2 separate regions of the Homo sapiens genome follow, and region 1 is linked to region 2. Evidence: chromatin contacts called from ENCODE Hi-C or POLR2A ChIA-PET data. All regions are on one chromosome and are shown on one strand. Each heading gives the region's core, a stretch centred on a gene start or an enhancer-like site at or near the end of the contact. The rest is flanking DNA. Distances are from core to core; before and after follow the strand shown. Region 1 overlaps LOC105373032 (a long non-coding RNA gene). Region 2 has its middle 20 kb from the start of APOBEC3H.

Evidence for each region. A loop is a pair of places that touch in the nucleus more often than their neighbours do. ChIA-PET counts read pairs that join two places held with the same protein, here RNA polymerase II (POLR2A). Pooled maps may share reads with other maps.
Region 1: a loop to region 2 is called in a map of spleen, with 6 times the contacts of the local background. The contact joins two enhancer-like sites. A Hi-C loop is called at or near these places in 5 of 168 maps with a recorded cell type or tissue (Calu3, HCT116, Right ventricle myocardium superior and 2 more), 5 of 37 single-sample maps with no recorded cell type and 19 of 50 pooled maps. POLR2A ChIA-PET finds 5 or more read pairs at or near these places in 2 of 52 experiments (OCI-LY7 and activated CD8-positive, alpha-beta T cell).

Annotation. Positions count from the first base shown.
Region 1 is chr22:38,926,110-38,932,385 of GRCh38, forward strand. LOC105373032 (a long non-coding RNA gene) reads left to right here. Exons shown (of 3, transcript XR_938256.2): 3 at 1-350. Among named protein-coding and RNA genes, the nearest start is that of APOBEC3A, 28 kb to the right of the region's middle. Within about 2 kb of position 1,687, at least 18 of the 41 ENCODE cell types and tissues checked have a DNase peak (open chromatin) inside an H3K27ac peak, as active enhancers do; they include spleen, where a contact is called at or near this core.
Region 2 is chr22:39,114,581-39,120,304 of GRCh38, forward strand. It overlaps the pseudogene COX5BP7. Among named protein-coding and RNA genes, the nearest start is that of APOBEC3H, 20 kb to the left of the region's middle. RefSeq lists enhancers at 1-362, 3,161-3,260, 3,271-3,420. Within about 2 kb of position 3,476, at least 7 of the 41 ENCODE cell types and tissues checked have a DNase peak (open chromatin) inside an H3K27ac peak, as active enhancers do; they include spleen, where a contact is called at or near this core.

The sequences.
Region 1 (6,276 bases), core at 437-2,936, 190 kb before region 2:
TGGATATTTAACTTAAGCAAGAAAAAGGCTTCATGAACTTAGGCCACTGAGATCATGGAGGTTTGTTCCTGTAGCATAACCCAGCCTCTTCTGTCCAAAACAAGTGGGTACACAAATCCAAAAAGGACAGAAATCCCTTTGCCCAGTTCCCTTCCTGAGAGCTGACACTGACTGGCACCCAGCCTCAGCCCCAAGCCCAGGGCCCTCGTTTATAGACACTCATCTGTGTCCAAGTTTTGTTCTTCTAGTTGCCATTCTTCCATTTTCTCTTTGCCAGTAACACACAAAAAATGAGAGATTTTCTCAGTATTGGTATGGATTTTCAATTAACAACAACAAAAACAACAAAATACTCCCAATATAATAATTCTTTTTTTTTTTTTTTGAAACAGGTTTTCGCTCTGGTCACCCAGGCTGGAGTGCAGTGGTGTGAACTCAGCTCACTGCAACCTCTGCCTCCCAGATTCAAGTGATTCTCCTGCCTCAGCCTCCCAAGTAGCTGGGATTACAGATGTGTACCACCACACCTGGCTAATTTTTGTATTTTTAGTAGAGACGGCGTTTCGCCATGTTGGCCAGGCTGGTCTCGAACTCCTGACCTCAGGCGATCTACCTGCCTCGGCCTTCCAAAGCGCTGGGATTACAGGTGTGAGCCACTGCGCCCAGCCTCCCAATAGGAGTGTTTAAAAACACTCATTTTTAAAAACGAGGCCGGGCGTGGTGGCTCACACCTGTAATCCCAGCACTTTGGGAGGCTGAGACGGGCGGATCACCCGAGGTCAGGAGTTCAAGATCAGTCTGGCCAACATGGCGAAACTCTGTCTCTACTAAAAATACAAAAATGAGCCGGGCGTGGTGGCAGGTGCCTGTAATCCCAGCTACTCAGGAGGCTGAGTCAGGAGAATCGCTTGAACCCAGGAGGCAGACGTTGCAGTGAGCCGTGATCACACCACTGCACTCCACTGTGGGCGACAGAGTGAGACTCTGTCTCAAAAATAAATAAATAAATAGAAACTAGAGTGTTGGGTCTAAGGGCGACAGTGGTAATTAAAACACAAAGATCAACGCACTGTTCAAAGATTCCCAGTGCGCGGCGCTGCTAGAGTCGCTGAGTCCTCACAACCCCGGCTCGTGGCGCGAGCCTGGTGCCACCCGGGCGGTGGTGGGAGTGTCGCGGCCCGGGGTGGGTGGGATTCAGGCTGCCGGGGGCGGGGGGGGGGGTTGCCGCAGAGGGGGCTGGGGAGGGCGGCACCCCCCCATTGCCCGTCCTGGGCCCTGCGTCCCCTGGCGGGCTGCGGCCAGAGCAGATGGCAGCACCGGCGCTGGAGGTGGCAGATCCCCGGGGAATGAGCAGCGGGATAGATCACTGGCTGCAGGGCAGGGGGCGCTGTGAGTCGCCCTGGCCGAGCTGTCGGAGAGGAGATTACTTAGCAGCTGGTAGTGAAAGGAGACGCCTGGGCAGATTGGAGCAGAACGGAGACTCAAAGCCGGGACTGGGGTGCCTGTTCTCACAGTCACTGACCCCCACCTGTTCGAAGACTGGCAAGATTCTGTGAATATGGGGGAGGAAGAGCCAATGATTCCCAGCAGAAGACGCAAGATTCTCCAGTGTCATAAACTGGATAGTATATGCAGAGTATGTGGAAAATGCTAGCTGGGTTGTTCCCCAAGCAATGCAAACACCATCGTCCCTTCCCTCCAAACCATGCCTTGTTTGTACCAAGGACTGCACAGAACTTGGAGTGTCACCGAGTGACAGAAAAAGGACCCAACACGGCGCAACCGCTCAGCCCGAGAGGCGGGTGTATTGTCGTCAACCAACATCTGAATGACGCTTGCAAACTGAATTTGCCGTGCAGGGTTTCCAACAGCAGGCATGTTTTCCAGATGCTTTGAAATCCTCTTTTAAAAAAGTGAATAAGAGGCCAGGCGCAGTGGCTCACACCTGTAATCCCAGCACTTTGGGAGGCCGAGGCGGGCAGATCACGAGGTCAGGAGTTCGAGACCTGTTTGACCAACATGGTGAAACCCTGTCTCTACTAAAAACACAAAAATTAGCCAGGTGTAGTGGCCCGCGCCTGTAATTCCAGCTACTCAAGGGGCTGAGGTAGAAGAATTGCTTGAACCTGGGAGGCAGAGGTTGCAGTGAGCCGAGATCATACCACTGCACTCCAGCCTGTGTGACAGAGTGAGATTCTGTCTCAAAATAAAATAAAATAAAAAAGTATACAAGGCTGGCTGAAGTGGCTCATGCCTGTAATCCCAGCCCATTGGGAGGCCGAGATGGGTGGATCACCTGAGGTCAGGAGTTCGAGACCAGCCTGGCCAACATGAGGAAACCCTGTCGCTACTGAAAATACAAACGATTAGCCAGGTGTGGTCGTGGCACCTGTAATTCCAGCTACTTGGGAGGCTGAGGCAGGAGAATTGCTTGAACCCAGGAGGGAGAGGTTGCAGTGAGCTGAGATCGTGCCACTGCACTCCAGCCTGGGCAACAAGAGCTAAACTCCATCTCAAAAAAAAAAGTAAAAAAAAGTACAATATTTTAATAAGCCAAAAGCCACCTTTTTTTTTTTTTTTTTTTTTTTTTTTTGAGACAGAGTCTTGCTCTGTCGCTGAGTCTGGAGAGCAATGGCATGATCTCGGCTCACTGCAACCTCCGTCTCCCGGGTACAAGCAGTTCTCCTGCCTCAGCCTCCCAAGTAGCTTGGATTACAGGCACCTGCCATCATGCCTGGCTAATTTTTGTATTTTTGTAGAGACGGGGTTTCGGCATGTTGGCCAGGCTGGTCTTGAACTCTTGACCTCAGGTGATCCATCCACCTTGGCCTTCCAAAGTGCTGGGATTACAGGCATGAGCCACCGCACCCAGCCACCACCTTCTTTTTTATACATCTTAACTGTGCCTCTCTTCCTTGTATTTTGTGGGTGTCATTTGTCTTTTCACAGCATTCAAATGTTTCTGTCTATTTGACATCAGTCTGTGGTTTATTTGTAGCCTTAAAAGTCAGATCTGGCCAGGCGTGGTGGCTTATGCCTGTAATCCCAGCACTTTGGGAGGCTCAGGCAGGCAGATCATGAGGTCAGAAGATCGAGACCATCCTAGCCAACATGGTGAAATCCCGTCTCTACTAAAAATACAAAAATTAGCTGGGCATGGTGGCACATGCCTGTAATCCCAACTACTCAGGAGGCTGAGGCAGGAGAATTGCTTGAACCGGGGAGTTGGAGACCTGGCAACAGAGTGAGACTCCGTCTCAAAAAAAAAAAAAAAAAAAAATCAGATCCACTTACTCTGAGATATTTTCCCCCATAACTTGTTTTTTCTTTCACAGTGCTGATGTGTTCAACAACATCTGAATAGTGGGAATTGGTGAAAAAGATCATTCTTGGACCCAAAGAAATTTTACATCCATTCCAAAACTTGTTTTATATAATTATAATTTTAATTTATAAATTTTAGATTTGGGCTAGTTTTGTATTGTCCAATAATTATTTTGACAAACGATTTACTTTGCTTTCTCAGGAATTTGTCAACTCATTTGTCTCATTTTTTTCTTTAAAAGTTTTTTTTTTAATTAAAGACTTTTTTTCAAAAGCAGTTTTAGGTTCACAGAAAAATTTGAAGATGCAGAGATTTCCCATATGTTCCCTGCCCCACACATGCAGAGCAGCAGTTTTTAATTTTAATCAAGTCCAGCTCATCAATTATTCCTTTCGTGGGTCAGGCCTTTGGTTATTGTATTTACAAAGTCATTGTCATAACCAAACTCATTTAGGTTTCTTCCTATGTTATCTTTGAGGAGTTTTATACTTTTGCATTTTACAATTAGATCTATGATCCTTTTTGAGTTAGTTTTTATAAATGGTGTAAGGTCTGTATCTAGAATCACTTTTTCTTTTCCATATGGATGTCCAGTTGTTCCATCACCATTTATTGGGCCAGGTATGGTGGCTTACACCTGTAATCCCAGCACTTTGGGAGGCCGAGGTGGGCAGATCACCCGAGGTCAGGAGTTCAAGACCAGCCTGGCCAACATGGTGAAACCCTGTCTCTACTAAAAATACAAAAATTATCCAGGCGCGGTGGTGGGTGCCTGTAATTCCAGCTACTGGAGAGGTTAAGGCGGGAGAATTGCTTGAACCTGGGAGGTGGAGTTTGCAGTGAGCCGAGATCGTGCCACTGCACTCCAGCCTGGGCGACAGAGTGAGACCCTGTCTCAAAAAAAAAAAAAAAAGAGGATCTTTGTGTCTTAGTCTATTTGTATTGCTATAAAAGAATTCTCGAGGCAGGGTAATTTATAAAGAAAAGAAGTTTATTTGGCTCATGGTTCTGCAGTCTGCAGGCTATACAGTAAGCATGGTGCCAGCATCTGCATCTGGGGAGGGCCTCAGGCTGCTTCCACTCAGGGTAGAAGGCAAAGGGGAGCAGGTATCACATGGCAAGAGGGGAAGGAAGAGAGAGAGAGGAGGAAGGTGTCAAGCTTTTTTAAACAATCAGCTCTCGAGGAATGAATAGAACAAGAACTCATTCACTACCTCAAGAACAGCAGCAGGTTTTTGAGGAGGGATCTACTCCCATGACCCAAACACCTCGCACTAGGCCCCAACTCCAACATCAGGGATCAAACTTCAACACGAGACTTGGCTTTCAACATGAGACTTGGCAGGAGACCAAGCAAACCATAACATTGTATTCCCTTTGCTTTTTTGTCAAAGATCAGTTGACTGTTTATGTGGGTCTATTTCAGGGCTCTCTATTCTGTTCCATTATCTATTTGTCTATTTCACCAATACCACATGGTCTTGATTACTATAGCTTTTAAATACGTTTTAAGTCAGCTAACTTCAGGCCTCCAACTTTGTTCTTCTCCTTCAGTGTTATGTTGCTATTCTGGGTCTTTGGCCTCTCCATATAAAGTTCAGAATGTTTCTTGATATCCACAAAATAACTTGCTGACATTTTGATTTAGATTGCATGGAATCCATAGATGAAATTGGAAAGAATAGACATCTTGGCAATATCAAGCTTTCCTATCCATAAACATGGAATATCTTTTCTTTTCTTTTTTTTTTTTTTGAGACAGTCTCACTCTATTGCCCAGGCTGGAGTGCAATGGTACCATCTCGGCTCACTGCAACCTCCACCTCTTGGGTTCAGGTGATTCTCCTGCCTCAGCCTCCTGAGTAGCTGGGATTACAGGCACACGCCACCACACCTGGTTAATTTTTATATTTTTAGTGGAGACGGGGTTTTACCATGTTGGTCTGGCTGGTCTCAAACTCCTGACCTTGTGATCCACCCACCTCGGCCTCCCAGCGTGTTGGGATTACAGGCATGAGCCACCGTGACCAGCCATATCTTTTCATTTATTTAGTTTTTTATTTCTTTCATCAGTTTTATGGTTTTCATTATATCTATCTTGTACATATTTTGCTATATTTATATCAAAGTATTTCTTTTTTTTGAGTGCTAATGTAAATGGTATTGTGTTCTTAATTTCAAATTCACCTGCTCATTGCTGGTATAAAGGAAAGCTATTGACTTTTGTATATTAACCTTGTATCTGGCAACCTTTATATAATTGCTTATTAGTTCCAGAAGTTTCTTTTTGACAATTCTTTAAGATTTTCTATGTAGACAAATGCTTTGTGGTATGAATGTTTGGATCCTCTCAAAATTTGTATGTTAGGCCAGGTGCGGCGGCTCATGCCTGTAATCCCAGCACTTTGGGAGGCCGAGGCGGGCGGATCACAAGGTCAGGAGATCGAGACCATCCTGGCTAACATGGTGAAACCTCGTTTCTACTAAAAATACAAAAAAAGTAGCCGGGTGTGGTGGCGGGTGCCTGTAGTCCCAGCTACTTGGGAGGCTGATGCAGGAGAATGGCATGAACCTGGGAGGCAGAGCTTGCAGTGAGCCAAGATTGCACCACTGCACTCCAGGCTGGGCGACAGTGCGAGACTCCATCTCAAAAAAAAAAAAAAAAATATATATATATATATATATATGTGTGTGTGTGTGTGTGTGTGTGTGTTAAAAACTGATAGCCAATGCAATAGTATTAAGAGGTGGGGCTTTTGGAAGGTGATTAGGCTCCACTCTCATAAATGGGATTAGTGCTCTTATAAAAGAGGCCAGAGGGAGCATGCTTGCCCCTTCCACCATCTATGAGGAATGGGCCCTCACCAGATACCAAATCTGCTGGCACCTTGATCTTGGACTTCCCAGTCTCTAGAACTGTGAGCAATACATTTCTATTGTTTATAAATCAC
Region 2 (5,724 bases), core at 2,226-4,725:
CCCCGCACCTGGTTCCGTTGCTTTTTTTGTAACCATTTGTCTTTTAAATTGTTTATTTCTCTGTAACCATTTGTTTTTTGATTCTTGCGTGTTTTTACTTCTGTAGAATTATTGCATTTGAGCTCCCCTCCCCTTCCTAAACCAAGCTATAAAAGTAAATCAAGCCCCTTCCTCGGGGCCGAGAGAATTTTGAGCGTTAGCTGTCTCTTTGGCCACCGGCTTAAATAAAGGACTCTTAATTCGTCTCAAAGTGTGGCGTTTTCTCTAACTCGCTCGGGTATAACAGTAGGGCATGACTCTTCAGACCCCTTAGATAGGAATTTGCACAAGCTGAAAAGATCAGAGCTTAGCCCACACAAAGTAGATGAATAGGAGAAAAGGCATACTAATTTATTAACATGTCCATGAGAGAGAATGACAGAGGGAGCACTCCAACCCCACAAAGAGCTGTAGCAGTTCATATACCATCTTGAGGTTACAGAAAGATTTGGGGCTTGGATCCTGGCAAAACAGGCTATGGGAAAGGGAGAAGAGGAGGCCTGGCTGGCAAAGGTGGTCTTGTTATGTAGATGAAACCTCACAGATAGCAGTCCTCGGAGGAAAAAGATGGTAAATGTTTCTTTCAGAGTTTTAGGGTGTCAGAATCTCAGTTCCTCTTTCCTAGATCTGGACAAGGGAGGGCCTGGGAGAAAACCAGGCTGCAGCAATGCAGATTTTCTACAGATGCAAATCTCCCCCACAAAAGACCGCTTTTGCCGGGCGCGGTGGCTCAAGCCTATCTGTAATCCCAGCACTTTGAGAGGCCGAGGTGGGCGGATCACCTGGGGTTAGGAGTTCAAGACCAGCCTGGTCAACACGGGGAAACTCCATCTCTACCAAAAATAGAAAAAAAAAAAATTAGCTGGGTGTGGTGGTGTGTGCCTGTAATCCCAGCTACTCATGAGGCTGAGGCAGGAGAATCGCTCGAATCCAGAAGGCGGAGGTTGCAGTGAGCAGATATCATGCCACTGCATTCCAGCCTGGAGGACAGAATGAAACTCAGTCTCAAAATAATAATAATAATAGAAGACCGCTTTGCAGGGCTGCTTCTGTTTGCAGGAGCAGCCATCTCAAAATATATCAGAGAAGGATATTTTGATTACCTTTACTAGCCTTTCAGGTCTCAGAAGCAGATAGATGATGATGGATAGATGGATGGATAGATGAATGGATGGATGGATAGATAGATAGGTAGATATGAGGACTAAGCTCTGCTTTTTTTTTTTTTTTAATCTTGCCCAAATTCCTATCTAAGGGGTCTGGGGAGTCATGCCCTATAAACCATAAATTCTCATCAGATGAGTTTTATTTAACCCTCTGTTTCATGACTTACTTTCCAATATGATCGCTGAAGGGGTTCACCTTGCCCACTGCCTAGACAGAGCTGATTTATATCAAGACACAGCAATTGCAATAGAGAAAGAGTAATTCACGCAGAGCAGGCTGTGCAGGAGACTGGAATTTTATTATTACTCAAATCAGTCTCACGGAAAACTTGGGGATCAGAGGTGGTTTTTTGTTTTTTGGTTTTTGGTTTTTTCTAGAAGGAGACTTGCTGTCATCCAGACTGGAGTGTTACCGGTGGTGACAGTCTAGCACCTTTTAAAGGTCTGATAGGAAACATTTGTCATCTCTTGTCTCTAAGGGCAGCCACTATGAGACTTCAAAAGAGACTTGGTCTTCACAGTCTTTTATTTTATTTTATTTTATTTATTTTTGAGACACAGTCTAGTTTTGTCACCCAGGCTAGAGTGCAGTGGACCTCTGCTCACTGCAACCTCCCGCCTCCTGGGTTTGAGAGATTCTCCTGCCTCAGCCTCCCGAGTGGCTGGGATTACAGGCGTGCCACCATGCCTGGCTGATTTTTATATTTTTAGTAGAGATGGGGTTTCGCTGTATTGGTCAGGCTGGTCTCAAACTCCTGACCTCAGGTGATCCATCCGCCTCGGCCTCCCAAAGTGCTAGGATTACAGGTGTGAGCCACTGTGCCCAGCCACAATCTTTTATCTTAACCTCAACATTTTCTTTCTGTTGATCCCAGGTCTTTAGACAAACTAAACCGACTGTCAAGCAGAAAATGTTTAAATTTACCTATAGCCTGGAAGCCCCCTGACTTCGAATTGTCCTGCCTTTCTGGACCAAACCAATATATGTCTCGAATGTATTTGATTGATGTCTCATGCCTTCTTAAATATATATAAAACCAAGTTGCACCCCAGCCACCTTGGGCACATGTTCTCAGGACCTCCTGAAGGCTGTGTCATGGGCCATGCTTACTCATATTTGGCTCAGAATAAATCTATTCAAATATTTTATAGAGTTTGACTCTTTTCGTTGACAGATAGACAGACAGATACTGGCATAGGAATAGACAGGCAAATCTAAGACTTTTAATCTCTCTCTTTTTTTTTTTTTTTTTTTGAGATAGCATCTCACTCTGTCACCCAGGCTAGAGTGCAGTGGCGCGATCTCGGCTCACTGCAACCTCCGCCTCCCGGATTCAAGTGATTCTCCTGCCTCAGCCTCCCGAGTAGCTGGGATTACATGCGCTCGCCACCATGCCCAGCTAATTTTTGTATTTTTAGTAGAAACGGGGTTTCACCATGTTGGCCAGGCTGGTCTAGAACTCCTGACTTGAGGTGATCTACCTGCCTCAGCCTCCCACAGTGCTGGGATTACAGACGTGAGCCATCATGCCCGGCCTTGATCTCTTAATTAAAACATCAATTTGCTGGAATAACAGGATGTATTTTTCTTTTATCATGCAGGACGGAGATGAGTAAAATCTCAGTAATCCTCTTCAGGGTTGACACAGCCCCCTTTTTTAAGTATTTAAGTGCTTAAGGAATATACAAAGATGTTGATTACAACATTATTACCAGGAAATATGGCTATCAATTAGAACCGAAGGCTTCTTCTCAAAGGTTAAGACTATTTTCATATTGAGGTAGTTCAGCAGGGCTGGTTTCACAAGTTACAGATCACAAGGACCCCCTGATAAAACAGGATGCGGTAAAGAGGCCCGGACCAAACCTGCCAAAACCTCTGATCATCCTCACCGCTCATTATATGCTAATTAAAATTAATTCTTGTGCTAAAAGACGCTACCGCTACCACCAGTGACTTGACAGTTTTACAAATGCCATGGCAACATCTATACATTACCCTGTATGGTCCGAAACGGGAAAGAGTCCTCAGTTCGGGGAATCCCCCACCCGCTGCCCAGAAAATTCATGAGTAATTGAATGAATAACTGTTGATAACCTTCAAGTCATGTTCAACAGTAAGCAGGCTTCCAAAGCAATCCACCTTGGGAGCTGTAACCCAGCCTATGCTATAACAACCATAAGATGTTGGTTACTTATTTTCTTCTCTGTTCTTTTCTTCCTCCACATGTGGTCATTGAAGTAGAGGGTGTTCACCAATTCACTAGTAATTGATTAACGTCACATTCTGCCCCCTGGAGGCTGCCTGCAAGATTCATGAACTTGTTTTGCTTCTGAAGAATGAAGATCCTGAGGTCATGCGACCTCCTTGGCGATGTCCAGAAGTTTGATTGACGAAGGGACGCAAACAGCTTTGATCATGGGGGAATCTCACCTCCCGCCCTACCCACCTTACAAAGGAAGGTCAGATTCGAGAGTTTGGGTCTCCCATCCTCAGGCCGTGGCCAAATTGAATAAACCTTTCTCTGCTCCTAAGCGCCCACATGTCAGTGCTTGGCTTACAGCGTGTCAGGTACTCAAACCTACCCTTTGGGGTTCTGCAACAGTCTTTTGACTCGATGGTAACATTGCGTCTCCAACTAAAGAATCTTATCATAAATTTCTCAAATGATTGATGTACTGATCAGTGTGTAACCTGCAGACACTAAATAGGACACTGATTTCTTTTAAGGTGAGCTGAAGTCTGAAGTTCGACTGATTGTCTTGTGTGTAGGCATTCTTATCCTGTATGATGTCATCTGTACCCCATGATGGTGATGGTAACCTCTGTGTTGTACCCTCTAAGGAAAGGAGTCCCCCTCCATTGTTTTTTGTTGTTGTTGTTGTTGTTTTTGAGATATATTTTTGCTCATGACACCCAGGCTGTGGTACTGTGGCACAATCTCGGCTCACCGCAACCTCCACCTCCTGGGTTCAAGCGATTTTCCTGCCTCAGCCTCCCAAGTAGCTGGGATTACAGGCATGCACCACCATGCCTGGCTAATTTTTTTTTTTTTTTTTTTGTATTTTTAGTAGCGACAGGGTTTCACCATGTTGGTCAAGTTGGTCTCAAACTCCTGACCTCAGGTGATCCACCCACCTCGGCCTCCCAAATTGTTGGGATTACAGGCATGAGCCACTGCGCCCAGCTCCCCCTTCCTTCTTTTAAACTTTCCTAAAAAAAACCTTGTGACAGACTCTGAAATACCCCCAACCTTGTTGGTGTGTCTTCCTGGGTCGATCATCACATTTGGCTTCCAATAAACCTTTATCAAATTATTTCTGCCTCAATAGCCTTAATTTCGGTGGACACTCTGGACTGCTTAATAAATGGTGCTGGCACAACTGGCTATCCATCTGGAAGAAAATTGAGTCCTTTTTCATACCATATGCAAAAATAAATTCCAGATGGCTCAGAGCTTCAATGTAAAAAATTAAAATCTTAGAAAAAAATCCAGAAGACATGTACAAAACAGAAATTAGGAAAATCCTTATAATTAAAAGAGAGAATCCAGAGACCTTCAACAAAAATATAGATCTATTTGATTACATAAAATCTAAAATGTCTGTATGGGAAAAGATACAAATAGACAACTAGGCCAGGCATGGTGGCTCACACCTGTAATCCTAACACTTTAGGAAGCCAAGGCAGGCGGATCGCTTGAGGTCAGGAGTTTCAGACCAGCCTGGTCAACATGGTGATACCCCATCTCTACTAAAAATACAAAAATTAGCCAGGTGTGGTGGCGTGTGCCTGTAATCCCAGCTACTCGGGAAGCTGAAGCAGGAGAATCACTTGAACCCGGGAGGCAGAGGTTGCAATGAGCCAAGACTATCCCACTACACTCCAGCTTGGGCAACTCTGTCTCAAAAAAAAAAAAAAAAAATCTGCATGTGACTTTTTTTTTTTTTAAATAGTTAGGGTCTCACTATGTTGGCCAGGCTGGTCTAGAACTCCTGGGCTCAAATAATCCTCCTGCCTCGCCCTCCCAAAGATGTGGGATTACAGGCATAAGCCACCATGCCTGGCCTTTTTTCTTTTCTTTCTTTCTTTCTTTCTTTCTTTTTTTTTTTTTTTGAGAAGGAATTTCACTCTTGTTGCCCAGGTTGAAGTGCAATGGTGCGATCTCTGCTCACCACAACCTCTGCCTCCTGGGTTCAAGCGATTCTCCTGCCTCAGCCTCCTGAGTATCTGGGATTACAGGCATGCGCCACCAAGCCCGGCTAATTTTGTATTTTTAGCAGAGACGGGGTTTCTCCATGTTGGTCAGGCTGGTCTCAAACTCCTGACCTCAGGTGATCCACTCACCTCGCCTTCCCAAAGTGCTGGGATTACAGGCATGAGCCACCGCGCCCGGCCCTTTCTTCTTTTTTTTTTAATGGGAGAAGGAGCCAATGCAATGGCTACTCTTTATTGGAAAGAAGAAACTTTGCAGCACATTTTGGGTAACTTGGTGCAGGTGCTCAGTACGTCAGCTGG